Regions from separate parts of the Homo sapiens genome. Here region 1 is linked to region 2. A link is an interaction called in ENCODE POLR2A ChIA-PET data of the cell type or tissue named here. Cell type or tissue: PC-9. All regions are shown on one strand.

Evidence for each region. Peaks named below come from ENCODE experiments on the same cell type or tissue, not always from the same donor. Only the 100,000 strongest peaks of a DNase experiment are listed, where the experiment ranks them.
Region 1: POLR2A ChIA-PET joins it to region 2 with 6 read pairs; 2 of 35 experiments call an interaction of 5 or more read pairs at or near these places.

The regions. Positions count from the first base shown.
Region 1 is chr12:46,759,697-46,762,196 of GRCh38, reverse strand. No RefSeq gene overlaps it. Among named protein-coding and RNA genes, the nearest start is that of SLC38A4, 65 kb to the left of the region's middle. In PC-9, no CTCF peak of the experiment used is centred here; no DNase peak of the experiment used is centred here.
Region 2 is chr12:46,998,042-47,000,541 of GRCh38, reverse strand. No RefSeq gene overlaps it. Among named protein-coding and RNA genes, the nearest start is that of PCED1B, 80 kb to the left of the region's middle. In PC-9, no CTCF peak of the experiment used is centred here; a DNase peak (open chromatin) is centred at 1,421; H3K27ac peaks cover 516 bases.

The DNA.
Region 1 (2,500 bases), 240 kb after region 2:
ACTAGATAGAAAATTAGCAAAGATATAGAAGATATAAACAACACAATCAACCAAGTTCTAATTGATATATATATAGAACAGTCTGCCAGCAACAGTGGAAAACACAGTTTTTTCATATTCCCATGATAGATCATATTCTGGGACATAAAACAAACCTTACAAATTTAAAAACCTGAAATAATATAGAGTATATTTTCTGACCATAATGGAATCAATTAAAAATCAATAACAGGCAATAACAAAATCTCTAAATAAATGAAAATTAAACAACACACTTCAATATTACCCATGGGTCAAAAAAGAAGTATCAAATGACATTTTAAAATACATAGAGCTGAATGAAAATTTTAAAGTCACATATTAAAATATGGAGGATGCATTCAATGCAGTGCTAGGAGGAAAATTTATAGCACTAAATGCTTGTATTAGAAATGAGGAAAAGTTGACAGGGCGCAGTGGCTCACGCCTGCAATCCCAGCACCTTGGGAGGCTGAGGTGGGTGGATCACGAGGTCGGGAGATCAATACCATCCTGGCTAACACGGTGAAACTCCATCTCTACTAAAAATACAAAAAATTAGCCAAGCGTGGTGGTGGGCACCTGAAGTTCCAGCTACTCAGGAGGCTGAGGCAGGAGAATGGCTTGAGCACGGGAGGTGGAGCTTGCTGTGAGCCGAGATCACGCCACTGCACTCCAGCCTGGGCAACAGAGCAAGACTCTGTCTCCAAAAAAAAAAAAAAAAAAAGAAATGAGGAGAAGTCTCAAGCCAATAATCTAAGTTCCTATAGCAAGAAACTATGCTGATGGGTTGATGAAAGGGTAAAGCTGCTGCTAAGATAATAGAATTCCTCATCTTGCTGTGCAGAAAAAGGAAAAAATGAAATTGGATTATTTTACCAAATGATTATTTGCCAATGAAAAGTACTCATCACATGGATCATTTTCTATTTTAAAATGTGATAAAACAAAGTATTGTTTAGTGGAGCTTTGTCATTATTTTGGCTAGTTGTTTAGAATCAAGGGTTGACTAAATTATATTATTTTACTACTGACTCCAGCTCTACTGATGGGAGAGTAGAAAAGTCATGGACTGGCTGAGCGCGGTGGCTCATGCCTGTAATCCCAGCACTTTGGGAGGCCAAGGCACACAGATCATGAGGTCAGGAGATGGCTAACACAGTGAAACTCCGTCTCTACTAAAAATACAAAAAATTAGCCAGGCATGCTGGCACACACCTGTAGTCCCAGCTACTCCGGAGGCTGAGGCAGGAGAATCACTTGAATCTGGAGGTGGAGGTTGCAGTGAGCCGAGATCGCACCACTGCACTCCAGCCTGGGTGACAGAGCGAGATTCTGTCTCAAAAAAAAAAAAAAAAAAAAGAAAGAAGAAAAGAAAAAAAGAAAAAGAAAAACCAGGAATTGAGGCTCTGGAAGTCTGAGTGCTAGTCACCACCTCCTACCAGGTGATCCTGGGAAAGCCCTTCCCTCCATCCAATCTCTACCATCAGAAAACACCAAGGAACTGAACTGGATGATCCCAAGAGACTCTCTGGGTCAAAAAAGGAGGCTGCAGCTAGTGGGAAATTTATCAAGAGTTGTAAAACAGCTGGGTTCCTATGATATTTTAAAATATCACCTTGGCCAGGTGCAGGATTACAGGCTCTAGCCTGTAATCCAAGAACTTTGGGAGGCTGAGACAGGCAGATCATCTGAGGTCCGGAGTTTGAGACCAGCCTGGCCAACATGGCGAAACCCTGCCTCTACTAAAAATACAAAAATTAGCCAGGGGTGGTGGTGCACCTTTAATTCCAGCTACTCAGGAGGCTGAGGCATGAGAATCACTTGAATCCGGGAGGTGAGGTTGCAGTGAACTAACATTGTGCCACTGCACTCCACCCTGGGTGATACAGCAAGACTCTGTCTCAAGAAAAAAAAAAAAAAAACTCCCTGAAAGACAGATTGCCCCACAGATTGGGCAGAATCTTGCGTTAAAGCAGGGGGTCCAGATATGACCTACTGGTTTATACAACTCTTCACATTCCAGCCCCGTGTTTCTCTTACCAGTGATACATAGACTACTATGGACTGAATATTTGTGTTTCCCCCAAATTCATATGTGGAAGCACTAACCAACGATGTGATTGTATTAGTCCTTTTTCACACTACTAATAAAGACATACCAGGGACTGGGCAATTTACAAAAGGAAGAGGTTTAGTGGACTCACAGTTTCACATGGCTTGGGAGGTCTCACAGTCATGGTGGAAGGTGAAGGTCACCTCTCACATGGTGGCAGACAAGAGAAGAATGAAAACCAAGTGAAATTGGTTTCCCCTTAAAAAACCATCAGATCTCATGAGACTTATTCACTGTCATGAGAACAGTGTGGAGGAAACCACCCCCATGATTCAATTATCTCCACTGGGTCCCTTCCACAACATGAGGGAATTATGGGAGATAAAATTCAAAATGAGATTTGGATAGGGACACAGCCAAACCATA
Region 2 (2,500 bases):
GAGCTCGCCATTGTCATTTTAATCTTTGGCATGAAATGACATTTGACAAAAGAAGAAACACCAGTGGGTAATAAACATACACATAGAATCACTTTTTATTATTTTTACAAAATCACTTTATTACTTTTATAATAATAAAGACAAACTAAAGAAACAATAAGGTACCTGATAAAGGGCCTTTTATATTGGCAAATATCTGTTGAATTATATTATCCAATATAGAAAATATGACAGTGAAATAGACACTCATACTCTGTTAGTGATGACACATTTCTGGAGGATAATTTGTCAATATTCATCTACTTCTAGCGATTAATCTATGAATACTGGCAGGGATAGTTAGTGACCATCAACTAACTAATCAATTTCTTATTTTATGCACTGTGTTTTTGCTGTTATACCCTAGAAATCTTTGTATAGCCCAAATCACAAAAATTTTCTCCAGTTTTTAAAAAGTTATATACTTTTAGGTTTTACAGTTTATCATCCATTTTGAAGTAATTTTTGTATATGGTGCAAGGAATAATTAAAAGTTCATTTGAAGACTTTTTTTGCATGTGGTTAGTCAGTTGTGCCAGCACTCCTTGCTGAATAGATTATCATTTCTCCACTGGATTGCCTTTGCAACTTTGTCAAAAATCAATTGATTACATGTGTGGGTCTATTTCTGGACTTTTTATTCTGTTTCATTGATTTTTTAAATCTATTTTGATGCTAATACCACATTGCCTTGATTACTATAGACTTATAATAAATCTGGAAATCAAATAGTTAAAGTTTTTGACTTTGCTATTCTTTTTCAAAGTTGTTTTGGCTATTCAAAGTCCTTTGTATTTTCATATGAATTTTAGAATTAGCTTGTTGATTTCTACAAAACAAGCTCGCTAAGACTTTGCTTGGCATTGCATTAATTTTATAGTTCAATTTGGGAAGAACTGAAACCTTAACAATATTCAATCTTCCTATTCATGAACAGGGAATATCTCTCCATTTATTTACATCTTTATTTTTTGATCAGTACTATTTTATAGTTTTCAGAGTACAGATCTTTTACTTGTCATAGTTATCTCTAAATATTCTCTTCATGCTAAGGGGAACAGCATTATTTTTTAAGAATTTCACTTTAATAGTGTTCATCACTAGTGTATAGAAATGCAATTGACTTTGGTACATTGGTCTTGTATCTTGCAACCTTGCTAAACTCACATAGTAGCTATACCGTAGTCCCCCCTTATTCTTCACTTTGTATGGTTTCAGTTACCTAAGGTCAACTGTGGTTCAAAAATGGAAAATTACAGAAATAAAGAGTTTATGAATTTTGAAGTGTGCGCTGTTCTGAGTAGTGTGATAAAATCTCTTGCCATCCCACTCCATTCTGCTCAGAAGTTGAATCATTCCTTTGTCCAAATGTATTCGCTCCTTACTTATTAGTCACTTAGTAACCATCTCATTTACAAGATCAACTGTTGTGGTATTTCAGTAGTATCACAGTTCAAGTAACCCTTATTTTACTTAATTGTTCTATTTTAACATTAGCTGTTGTTAATCTCTTACTGTGACTAATTTATAAATTAAATTTTATCTTAGGTATGTTTACACTGGAAAAAGGTAGCGTACATGTAGTATATATAGTTCGGTACCATCTGAGGTTTCAGACATCCACTGGAGGTCTTAAAATTTACCCCCCTGAAGATTTAAAAAAAAAAAAAAAAAGAAAAGAAAAACAACTGTCATGGCATTTTTGTTTATTCTATAAAATTTTCTCCAAGGACAGTCATGTCTGTAAAAATAATTTAAATTATTTCTTCATAAACTGAGCTAAATAATACCTCAAGCTACATAAGCTAAATACTACCTCAGCTGCCTCCAACAAATTTTGTATGCTGTCCTTTCATTCTCATTCAGTTCAAAATACCTTCTAATTTTCTTTTTGATTTCTTGTTTATAACATGGGGTATTTAGAAGTGTGTTATTTAACTTTCAGATATTTGAAGATTTTCCAGATATGTTTCTGTTGCTTATTTTAGAAATTTAATTCTGTTGTAAACAGAGAACACACATCATACAATTTGAGTAATTTAAAATCTATTGAGACTTGTTATATGGCCCAGAATATATCTTGGTAAATGTTCTGTATGCACTTGAAAAAAACGTCTATTCTGTTGATGATAGGTGCAGTATTATACAAATGTCAATTAGATAAAATTGGTTTGTAGTGTTGTTCGAATCTTTAGCTGTAATTGTGGATTTCTCTATCCTTGATTTTTTTTCAAGTATTTTGGAACTCTATTATTAGTGTGTAATTATTTAGGATTGTATTCTCTTAAACTAACCACTTAACTAATATGAAATGACCCTCTTTATCTCAGGTAATAATCTGTGCTCTGAAATCTACTTTGATATTAATATAGCCTCTCCAGCTATCTTTTGACTATGTTAACATGGTGTATCTTTTCCCATCTTTTTACTGTTAAGCTATTTGTGTCTCTATATTTAAAGC